3 separate regions of the Homo sapiens genome follow, and regions 2 and 3 are each linked to region 1. A link is an interaction called in ENCODE POLR2A ChIA-PET data of the cell type or tissue named here. Cell type or tissue: IMR-90. All regions are shown on one strand. Region 1 overlaps MARCHF3 (membrane associated ring-CH-type finger 3). Region 2 overlaps GRAMD2B (GRAM domain containing 2B). Region 3 overlaps MARCHF3 (membrane associated ring-CH-type finger 3).

Region 1 (4,000 bases):
AATCACCTGTTCCCCAAAAACATATGAAAATAAAAAATTCTTTAAAAAAAGGAAAATAGGTAATAGCAAAAAAAAAAAAAAAAAAAAAAAAAAAAAAAAAAAAAAAAGGCTCTCACAGCCCAACAAGAGAGAAACAGAAAAGAAGCAAATACAAGAATTTAAAGAGCTCAGTATTCTAAGGCCACTGTTAGCATAAAAGCAAACAGCCTCTGTGCCGTAATAAACTTTGAAATCATCACTGTATTACAGAATAGCACAACTTTTGATATTCCTAATGATGACCTGGAGGCATTCAGAGAGGATTAAATATGTTCAGTAAATGGTATTTAAGGTATATGGAAGTAAATATTTATTTTAGAAGATAGCATTTTAAGAATGCTCCTTTCTTAAAACCTCAAATATCTAGGAAATCTGATTCACCCAAAAGATGGTTTAAAAATCCTTAATAGCTTTATTTTAAAGTCTTCTAATTTTTCCACTTGACATTTATAAACAAAATTCTACCTTGCAACTAAGGAAAAATAACAGGATATAAACATCCTTTCTGAAACAAGCATTGGATACAGAAAACTCTTGGGGGATGGAGGGAACTGAGATGGATGAGATTGTTTTTGTTTCTTAATGTATACTGCCTTCTAATCTTATATTTTTTAAAAAATCAACTTTATTGAGATATAATTTACATATAATAAAAATTTTTAAGGCTATAAGTTGAATGCTTTTGACAAATGTATACACCTGCGTAACCATCATCCCAATAAATATATAAAACATTTCCACCTCCCCAGAATTCTGTGCCCCTTTGCAGTCAGTCCCCCACCCAACACCCACTTTGCCTCCAGGAAACCACTGATGTGATTTCTGTCACTATTGATTAATTTTGCCTCTAGACTTTCATATAAGCAGACTCATGCTGTAAACATTCTTGTGTCCAGCTTCTTTATGTCAGCATGATATCTATGAGATGCATCCATGTTGGTGCATGTTGTTAGTAGTTCATTCCATTTTATTACTGAGTAGTAATTCATTACATCAATATACCACAAATTATTTATCCATTCACCTGTTGTTTCTGTTTGCATGAATAAAAATGCGAAAGTCTTTCTTATGCACATAAGCTTTTATTTCCCTTCAGCAAATACCAGTATTGGGTCATATGTTAAATATATGTTTAACTTTTTAAGAGACTGCCAAACTCCTTTCCCAGACAGTTGCACCATTTTATACTTCCACTAGCACAACAGTACCACTTAAAATCCATGACCTTGACTTACAAATTGGTAGAGAGAAAATCCTCTCTTTCTCTCTCTCAGTGGTTTCTATCTCTCACTGACTCACTATTTTGTGTGCTGCTTTAGGCACTTCACCTTGTACTTAGGTAAACCTTCTCCCATATGTTTCCAAACTCATTTTAAGGTTCAATCAGCATTAATATTAATATGCTATTAATAGAGCAACTAAAGTTTTAAGCCTAAAAAATTTTCCCCCAAATACTAATAGCTAAAAACTGTCTCTAAAGCAGCATTTATTTATGTTTCTAATGAGTAGGCAATGAATGTGATTGAGTCCTTGACCATTCAACATCTTGGCAGTTTTTGTGGTTTACTCTTTTGAATGTCAACTTTCTGTGGAAGTCAGTGCCACCGTTCATGAAAGAGGAACAATACAGTTCAGTGATGAAGAGCTCTAGCTTAAAGAAGTGGTCAGACCAGTGTGAGAACCTTGGCTTCTTTCCATGGGCCCATTCTTTACTTTAATAGAGCATTGGTTTCTTCATCTGTAATCTGGGGAGTAGGGGTCATTATTATCCATGTCTCATATGATTGTTATGAAGACGATGATCTCATTTATGTAAAGCCTTTGGCAATGTTCCTGGTCCATATTTATTGCTCAAGAAATGGAAGCCTTAAGAGAGGAGTCATCATTAGAAACACATTCTAGAACACAAGTGTTCTAGGATGTAAATTCCCTCTTTTTTTTTTTTTTTTTTTACTAAGAACATGTTTCTTCTCTCCTTTCAGAAGTCAAGAAGGCTCCCATTTCATTAGCTTCTAATAAGCCCTATCTTTCTCAAAGTTATTCCCTCCTCCCTACCTACAGGGCTGGCTATTAGGAGGGAGGAATGTGATTCTTCTCTCACCAGGGTCTAGTCTTGCTCACTTGCCCAGATGCCTGTTCCCAAAACTGGCTCACCATGTTGTTGTCTGCTTCAGCTGGTTCAGCTGGTCTCACACTGAAACATCCTACTTCTTTTCAGAACTTGGCGTTGACCTCCCATATGCTCAGAAGACTTACCAGACCTCTGGGTTGAGAGATTAAGATGTATCTGCAATGTGGACCCCAGCCTAGGCTGTGAAATTTCCCTGACCTCTTTTCTCTTGAAAAACAACCATAGTAGGACAACAAGAAAAAAACTCACTGGACTCATATCTTAAAATTTCAGAATATCATTTTTAATTTACCAAAGGCATGTACCATAAGAAAGGGAAATTGCCGAGGCTTAGGCCTTCCATTTAAAGACCATTTTGTAAATTTGCACTTGCTCTTAGGGCCTTTATGGAGTTGCTAGTATTATATCTTCCCAAGTACTGAATCTGGAGAAATTGAAGTCTGTCAGGAGGTGAAAGAATCATACCAATAAATAAGCTAATTAAGAAATGTAATGTGTTTATGTATATCCAGCAAGTAGAGCAACCAGGGAAACTCAGGATGAACCAGCCTTGTGACATCAGACTACTCATTTGAACATCCTATTGAGGCAAATTTTGTTATCCTCACCTTTGTGTGTGCTGTGTTTTTTGATCTGTGGATTTAGTTCCACCTTCAGGCCAAGGATAGATGAGGCATAGCCAGGAGGGGGAAGAGAAAAAGAATGCAGAGGTTATGGTCTGGCAGTGTTAGGGTGAAGTAAAGCTAACCTTAGCTCAAGATCTTTCTGACTTTGTCAAATACCCTACAAAGTATCAACTGAAGATAGGCTGTCACCTCTGACCACATGATCCAAGCAAGCAGCTAGCTCACTCAGTCCCCTTAACCAGAACTAGTGAATGTATGAGACAAATACGGCCCATGGTAGGAGCGTTTATGACTCTCTCAGCCCCTGATGCTTCCCCTTAGGTGGGTTCTCTGTTACATGGAGACTAAGAAAGAATGACAGAGATTTCAGTGAATTATGTGAATAGACTTTAAGAGTTTAACGTCAGTACTCTTGATATTGTGACATCCTAATCTTTTTGTTTGTTTTCCTGACAGAAGAGTGTATACCAATTAAAGAAGAGTCAAAATCCTCTACTTGCTCTTTTTCAGCTGCTTAAAAACCCACCAGATTTTTTCTTAATTTACCAATTATAAAGCTAAATTTAAATTTTTGTCAGCTTCTATTTCTAAAAAATGCTTAGTATCTTAGATCCAATTAATCTTGTCTTAGCTCAAAGTATAAATAAATCTCTGTAGCAAATATCTCTTACGTCATGCAGAAGATGTGAGTGCTTGGTTTTTTGTTTTTTAAATTTTCTTCTTAAATGTAGCATTTTTTAATAACACTAACGTTTTAATGATTTTTTTCTCCTTGAAAATGTTGACTGTTTAAGATTGGTCAAATCTTCTATTTTGGTTTAAATGGGTATTACCATTAATATTGTCTGAATTTTTCCTACAAAAATAACAAACATGATGTATAATTACTCTAGTTTATCTTTTAAAGAAGAATTGTATTATTTTAGGGTCTGTTCTTATAATTCATCAAAAATATTTTTGTAACAATTCATAAAAATGGCTTATCTTCCAAGGAGACAAACTATAAGACTGGTCATTCTTTGCTCACTTGTTTCATAAGCTAAATAAAGAGGGTTAGAAAATAATAGAAAAACTCTATTGAGTGGCTACTCAGTGCTGCATACTAGGCTAAACATTACATACATTATCTGGTAAGGCTTACAACATGCTATAAGCAGTGATAGGTGTTGTTATCATCTTAATTTTGTATATAAGGAAAATAAAG
Region 2 (4,000 bases), 490 kb after region 1:
ATTGCCAGTGGTTTTAGAGAGAATATTTAAATAAGGCACATCTACTACTCAAAAAGAAGTTTTAATCAGCGACTTCATGAGTATGAAAGTTGCTTCTTCATAATCATGAATCAGAATGACTGAAAACTCACTAAGGTCATGCAAACCCAAGAAGGTGTTTCTCTGGTGTTATTCTGGAGGCCTGAATGAACTGTGATGTGACATCATAGCTCAAAGGTAAAAAAATGTCAGTGGGATAGAATTATCTTTTCTTTGATAGGCCATAGTCCCACGGTCCCCAGTTTAGAGGGCAGTGCCAATTCCTTTAGGCTGTTCTCCTTAATGCCTCAGGATGTCATGTGTCTCTGCTCCCCCAAATCTATATTTAATAATAATGAAAAGATGTAATATCAGAGTACACTTGGGATTGAGGATGTCTGACTTACCCAGGCTAGGCCTTAACTGCTCCACCTCCTGCTCATTTTGTGCTGGTGAGGGTACAAAGGGAGTGCTAATAAGTAGCTTATTTATAGGCCTGCTGTCCTACGCATCACTGGTAACTGGTATAAATATGGTATAAAAATTGATGTTTCTTAAAAGAAATGATTTTGGTTTAAATGTATGTCTTTGAAAATCATGGCACACCCTCCATATAAACAACTTTGAGTGCTCTCTGGTGACATCTGAGTAAAAAGGATTTAGGGTATGGTTATGGGTGAGGTACATGTGTATATATGAGGTATATGTGTATAAACAAATGAGTGAGAAAATAATGTTTAGGGAAAAAGGGAAGTTAGTGTCTTCTGGAGGCATTTAGAATGCATAGTATTTGGAATTACAACAAAAGAAACTTGACATAAAAGAATAACCATGATACAAATATCTACAAATATAGCTAAATTTAAGATGATTAATATTTACCATATATAATAAAGTATAGGGTTAGCATTTTTTTTTTTAATTATACCAACCTTTGTGTCTTTTCCAAAGACTTTGGAATGAAAACAAATCCAGTTTTCTGATACAAAGAGCTTTCCTTGGTATAGTATTTCTTTCTGTAGAGCACAGGTAAAGCCTGGGAAAATATACACAGGCACAGCATCATTTAGAATTTCCACTTAAAATAAAAACCGTGTATATATTTTGGTGACTCAAGGATGGGCAGAGATAATACATTCACACTCAAAAGTTTTATTACCTCTTCTTCTGTCATCTTTATGGAAAGAAAGCTGTGGCAACCAGTTTGCTTTTAAGTTCAAAGTCTTACCAACTTCAGTATAAATATCAGAATGAAAAGGCAAATCTACCATTGTACCTGAGAGACCAAGAATGGGGTCTTACAAGTCTCCTCTATTTAGCCTGGTGTGTCACCATGTGCTGATATTAGTACACCTGTTCCCCTTTTCCCCAGTATTTTCAGGAATGACTGTTTTCAAAATACATGGCCTCACTAGGGGAAGAGCACATAACCCACACCTCCTGTTTGAAGGTCATGGCAGGAACCCAGCATCTTGCCTCAACTTTTGCACATCAAGAGAGGCTAGAATGGAACTTTGGGCCCCTTGATGAACCACTGCAGAGTCTAGTAGGCGTGCTTAACTAGCATGCTGGGCAAGATATTTAGGTGACTATCTTACCCTTCATAGTGGCATCAGCACATGTCTGTCCATGTCTAAGGATGTGAGTTTTCTTTTAGCCTTCTTCTAGTGGCCTCTCTTGCCCCAGGCTTGTTATCCTAAATCTTAAAGCAATGTAACCATGTGCATTTCAGCAATAAATAAAGAAGGGAAGGGCATCACGGAACCATCTTGGGTGACTCCATACCCCATGGAGAACTGTTTCTTTTTCTCCTCTGTGATCTTTTCACGCTGCCTGGTGAAAGCTGACTGAAGCTGGTGTTATTGTTATGTTATTACTTTCAGAAACCTGATCCCCTTGGTGACTCAGTCCATGGACTATGCCCTTTTTCTTCCCCAAAACTAATGATCAACTTTTCAAATATGTAGCTTAAAAAGTCAAACAGGTCAGAACTTACTTTGCTTCAGTGGTTCCTCCGTTGGGACACTAAGAAACAACTTGTGAAAGTGCATATTGGCCTTGTACTACAATGAGAACAAAATACAAGCATCACCATTCTCACTTTCTTGTGAAACATCACAAATTCAACTTCAACAACAAATTTTCCCTCCCTTAATAGTATCTTTAGGAATTCCTTCTCACTGATCTTACAGTCTCTGACACAAGCCTTCAGTAAAACACAGTGAAAGTCTGGGCACACAGTTTCATTTTCTAACAAGTTTAATGCTTTGCTGGTTGGATATAATGATGCAGCTGCTGGTCAGCCTACTGCCGAGGTAACAGGGCTGGACAAGGATGTCCCTGATGAGAAATGGGATGAAATTCTAAGGAATCTCATTAGGGAAGATACTGGATCCCAGGTACTAAAGGTACCAGTGAGTACTCTCAGAAGAGTACAGTGGTTCAAAGCTTTGTAGTCAGGTAAACCTGAGTTGAAGTCTTGGCTGTAGTGGCTCTAGCTCTTGTTGTGTGACCATGGCTTAGTCACTTAATCTCCCTGGGCCTTGGTTTCCTCTTCTGTACCAGAGGGCAAAAACAGTGCCAGCCTCAAGGGATGCCATGAGGCTTAAATGGGATAATACATGTAAAGGACCTATAGTCTAAGGCAACATATGGCCACTCTTCCTACTGTATTATTGTGAAGGCATTTCCTTAGCCAGTGACAGGAGTAGGATGCAGTAGTAGGCTACTGACAAGACAAGTAGGATTTCATACAAAGACTTCACTCTCCAGGGCAGCAGAAGGCCCAAGACCATGAAAGCTGTAAATCACTTCATCCTCAAGGGATCTGTTTTCACAACTGTGACAATAACAATGGATAGCCAGCAATTTACAGCTTGTAAAACACTTTCACCTGCATCATATAGCTATTAAGAGTAGAACTGTTAGCTGGATGTGGTGGCATGTGCCTGTAGTCCTAGCTACTCGGGAGGCTGAGGCAGGAGGATCTCTTGAGCCCAGGAGTTCAAGCCTGAAGCGAACTATGGGGTAGAACTCGATCCTCCCTCCACAGGATCAATCTGCCTCACGGGATGCTTCTGAAGAAAAATTCTTATAAGGAGAATGGGTAGGAGGCCCTGGATGGCTTTATTATCCAAACCAAGAGTGGTCTCAATGGCAAAACTGGCCCTGTTTTGCCATAAAGAACTACAGACCAGGTCATCAAGATGATAGATGGTCCCTGCAAGTCAACTATTTTACAGATAAACTCCTTATAGAAAGATACCTTGATTAAAGCTAGGTGTTCTATGGCTTCACTGAGCTTTTGTTTTCAATGGCTACAGTGAGCAGTGGTTGCACGCTTGATTTAAAATATGCTAGGCCATAAACGCTTCAAAAATGTCAACGTAATAAATGGCAAAAAAGGTAGTGGGGCTGCTTTCAATTAAAAGGGACATAGCAGGCTGAGTGCGGTGGCTCATGCTCGTAATCACAGCATTTTTGGGATGCAGAGGTGGGTGGATCGCCTGAGGCCAGGAGTTTGAGATGAGCCTGGCTAACACGGCAACACCCTGTCTGTATTAAAAATACAAAAATTAGCTGGGTGTGGTGGTGCACATCTGTAATCCCAGCTACTCAGATGGTTGAGTCATGAGACTCACTTAAACCCGGGAGGTGGAGGTTGCAGTGAGCCAAGATTGTGGCACTGCACTCCAGCCTGGGCAACAGAGCAAGACTCTGCCTTGAAAAAAAAGAGAAAAGACATAGCAATTACATGCAGTATGTGACTCTTGATTGGATCCTGAAGAGGAAAAAAACACCTTTATAAAGGATATTTATTACTGGGACTACTATGGAAATTCAAAAGTGAATTTTGTATTAATAATATTTTAATACATTTCATATTTAAATTTCTTGGGTGTGCCGATGGTTTTTGGTTTAGCTCTTAGGAAACACATATTCAAGTATTTAGAGGGGTGAAGAATTAAGAAAAACCCCAAAC
Region 3 (4,000 bases), 46 kb after region 1:
GAGTGCATCTAGACATAATGATTCCATGCGGCAAGAAGGTCACTGTGTCTGCTTTTCCTGCCAATACACCCCTGGCTCTTAATCTATGGCTGCCTTGTGAAGCAAGAGAGCTGTGCCAGGAAGTTACACTTTGTGACTGTGAAGCATTATGAGAATTTAAAATCATGTCAATGGAGTTTTGTAAGGGCAGGCCAGAGGAGAGTAGTTATGCACAGTTTTAGAAGAGGACGGTCTTTTAACATCTCTTTGTTTTTCGGTCTGAAAGCTACCATAACTCAGTTTTTAAAAACAAAACAAAACAACTGTCTGGCCCCAGTCACAAATCAACTGCACCCTGCCAACCCTTTCAAAAAAATAAAAAGAAGATATCTACCCAAAAAATTTACTGGGGTTTTCTGAATGGTGGGATTATGAGTGAGTTTTATTGTGTTCTTTGTGCTCTTCCATAGTTTTTATAACATACCGTATACTAATTGCTTTGTAATTTTTTAAAAAAAGCAAAAAATCCTATTTAACCTAGTCAGTTAGTTGACCTATACCAACTAACTGACTGTGCTGAATGTTCAGTATTGCTGGTCTTGAAAATGGCATGAGTGGGGCAGCCTCTGCCTGTGCCCCCACATCAGGTCTCAGACAAGGACTGGAGTCCACAGCCGTCTCCCCACTGTGGGTTCAGAAGGGCTGCTGGGCAAAGGCAGACGCAGACCCTGAGAGGACGCCAGGCAGCCAATGAGGGTGGGAAAGGGAGGCTGCTGGTGCAAAGCCAGCCAGACACCTCAGCAGCAAGGAAGGGATGACAATCACGTCCGATGATTGTTTTGGACAGTCAAGCCTGCTTGACATGTGCGTGTCGGGAGGGAAACTGTCAGTTTCATCAGGAAACACTGCATTCTTGCCTGAGAACATCCAGTTGATGCACATTGTTCTGGAAGTTGGGAAGATCCTGTTTTCCAGAACCATGGGGATCAAGGAAAATGTAAGAAGTAGAGACAAATATCTGGGAGAAAACAACCCCTTGCAGAATTCCAGGAATCCTCTTGGGGTTTTGGGTTGTGCAAATAACAAGATATTTCATTTATTTAAGTCTGAGCCTTGACCACCTAAATGGGTTCTTGATGTGAGCTCAGTCTGTCAACTAATCCTGCTGCTGTCTACTGAGCCCAGGCCATGTCGAGCTCGGGAGCTTGAGGTGAGCAGGCTAGCACTCCTAGCCATGAAACTGTGTCATCTCACCTTTGGACAGAATTCTTCCTTCAAGTTTCTGTAAAAACCTCTATTTCTTATGTGTCACATGCTGACCTATTATTGAATCCAGTGGAGTTCCTCACTCCAGTGGGTCTGAGTGCTTTGAACTTGAGGTCATGACCCAAGCCTGCACCACACAGATTGGGAGCAGAATTCCTCACGGTTTATATGATAAACCATGTGCCTAGGAGGTAAGGCCCTTATTTGTAATGGATTATGTTTAATTGGTGATAGAGATCTCATTCATTATTTTCTCACGTTCTCCTATGTGTTTCCCTATGATGATGCATATACATCTGCATTTTAGGTAGTACACAAACAAGACATCATGCTAACGTATTTATTGTCACGTTCATTAGAAAATAAAAGCTCATTAAACTCATTTCATGAATAACTTGAAGACAAAGCTAAAATAGGTTCCATTTTTAAAGGAAGTTAATTTCAAGATGTATTGAGTAGAAAATTTTATTATGCAACAGATATGGCAAAAGTCGAAAGGTGGTACAGTCATTGAGTGATTCATGTTTGGCAAATATTGTCCTAGAACATACTATTAATACTTGGCCAAATTCATTTTTATTTTCCTTCCTTCTTTCTCTCTCCTTTTAATCTTAGTATCTCAGAATGAAGCTGCATGTAGAATAAATTGCTTACCAGAAAAAATAGTTCTGAATGTTTTTAATAATGATTTTAGTAACTTTTAGAGAGTGTCAACAAAAACTTATTGCTTCTCTAGCACAGAGCAGGGAACTGCTTATCTTCTCTTCAGATCTGGGCCTCAGAGTCATCATTCTGTCCCCTCGTGGAAAGCAGGGCTGCTAAATGTTTATATACACGGACATGCTTGCTGTCTTATTCATACCATATCTGCTGTTTCTTGTGGGCTCTGTGTGTGTGTGTGTGTGTGCACTTGTATTAAACAGTAACAAGATAATGTGCCACATCTAGGCTACCCCTGTTATTTGTATTAAATAATGACATGATGATGATGTTGGTGGCCCATAATTCTCCATTTTCTATTAGCCACCCTGCCCAAGTAAACTGTTTTCTGATCTCTCTTAGATGGAAATCCTGTATGAATGTGGAAGCCATTAGCAGAGTAATTGCTGTCTGTTACCATGACAACCAGCCGCTGCAGTCACCTGCCCGAAGTCCTGCCAGACTGCACCAGCTCAGCTGCACCCGTGGTGAAGACGGTGGAGGATTGTGGCAGCCTAGTGAATGGGCAGCCGCAGTATGTCATGCAAGTTTCAGCCAAGGACGGGCAGCTGCTGTCAACAGTAGTGCGGACTCTTGCCACCCAGAGGTAGTACCACAATTAAAATAAATGAATCTGTAATTGATCCAGAGAACTCTTTGTCAGATGGAAAATGCTAATGGGAATGTAATTAGTGCTCAGGTCTTTGTGTCAGGTGAGAGGAGGTGCTGGAAAAAAAAAAAAAAGACTACACGAGTTCTGTTATTGCCGTTTCTATAGCAATAGGATATAAAGCTAAAATTCACCTTATCAAGATTTCCCCTCAAATCATATTTACAAAGAGCCAGGAGGGGAAGGAACCCACAAGATACGGGGTTGTTATTTTGACATTGTTATGCTCTCTTGTTGTCTCCAGTAGGTAACAAAGGTGGTCCTATTGGAACAGGATTAAGAAGGTATCTGATTTCAGGCGACTGAGTCAAAGTGATTGGATTTGTGGGCAAAACTTTTGAAGTGACATTCTTGGTGTGCATGTGGACTGGCATTGCCTGATGGAAGCGCTGTCCAGGGCTACTTTCTGGGTGGGTGTCTTCTTATCACTTGGAGGTCTCTTCTGCTGTCCTCTCCTTCAGCCTCAATGGTCCCCCATCCCTGACCCTTCACGCACACTCTACCCTATGAAGTGCTATTGTGAAAACCTCCTGAGCCTTCCCAAGTGGTGAACTAAAGCCCGAGTGCAGGCTCTGAGCAGCTTGGAGACCACTTATCCTGACCAGCACTTTGTCTCCTCTTGTGCTCTTGTTGGATAGGGAGCTATGGGCTGCCAGGCTAATAGGAACTCCTTGGCTTCTCCAGCTTTTTCTCAGAATGGTTAAGTGGGACTTCTAACCTATGCATTTAAAAGGTGGATCAACATTGGATTTGCCCCCTAGTGTCAGTGCTGACACTTCTGACCTCTAACATAGGACCAGTCATTCACACCTTATTCTCTTACCTCTGTCTGAGTGATCAGTCAACCCCTCTGGTGCAGTGGCATCCCACCCTGGGCATGGTGGCCCTCAGACACTGAATCACACTCCCATGCTGTTGTAAACACTGCTCATATGCCCTCCATTTAAAATCTGTGCTGCTAGTGCAAAGGAAAAAATAGAAAAACCTTTAATATGTAATTTCTGACTCTTGGAGAACTTTTAACAATTGGTTAGGACTCAGAACAGGATGAGGCAGTGACTATCTTCGGTCCTCTGCGAACTGAGACTGGGTGACTGATGTGCCCCACTCACCCTTGCAGGCATCAAACAGCTCACTTGACCAGGAAGAGCAGGCTATGGTTGATGTGGTTGAGACCTGTGAGCCTCTGTGTGTGTGTGTGTGTGTGTGTGTGTGTGTGTGTGTGTGTCTGTCTGTCTGTCTGTCAGGTATTTTTACCTGCTTTCCCACCATGCGGTACTGTAAACCAGGTTTCAGAGTTTTACAGGCTCAGTGTAAATGAAGGAGGCCCAGAATCATGAGTTAAAAAAAAACTTGTCAGCTTTCTTTTCCCACTCGTGGGCACAA

The links. Peaks named below come from ENCODE experiments on the same cell type or tissue, not always from the same donor. Only the 100,000 strongest peaks of a DNase experiment are listed, where the experiment ranks them.
Region 2: POLR2A ChIA-PET joins it to region 1 with 7 read pairs; 1 of 35 experiments calls an interaction of 5 or more read pairs at or near these places.
Region 3: POLR2A ChIA-PET joins it to region 1 with 8 read pairs; 3 of 35 experiments call an interaction of 5 or more read pairs at or near these places.

Annotation. Positions count from the first base shown.
Region 1 is chr5:126,963,013-126,967,012 of GRCh38, reverse strand. The region is part of intron 1 of MARCHF3 (membrane associated ring-CH-type finger 3); the gene reads left to right. Among named protein-coding and RNA genes, the nearest start is that of MARCHF3, 66 kb to the left of the region's middle. In IMR-90, no CTCF peak of the experiment used is centred here; a DNase peak (open chromatin) is centred at 1,872.
Region 2 is chr5:126,470,319-126,474,318 of GRCh38, reverse strand. It overlaps GRAMD2B (GRAM domain containing 2B), which reads right to left. Exons shown (of 14, transcript NM_023927.4): 4 at 2,015-2,081; 5 at 951-1,054. Among named protein-coding and RNA genes, the nearest start is that of GRAMD2B, 49 kb to the right of the region's middle. In IMR-90, no CTCF peak of the experiment used is centred here; a DNase peak (open chromatin) is centred at 1,928; H3K27ac peaks cover 1,474 bases.
Region 3 is chr5:126,916,535-126,920,534 of GRCh38, reverse strand. MARCHF3 (membrane associated ring-CH-type finger 3) reads left to right here. Exons shown (of 5, transcript NM_178450.5): 2 at 2,308-2,551. The coding sequence starts at 2,364. Among named protein-coding and RNA genes, the nearest start is that of MARCHF3, 110 kb to the left of the region's middle. In IMR-90, no CTCF peak of the experiment used is centred here; a DNase peak (open chromatin) is centred at 2,084.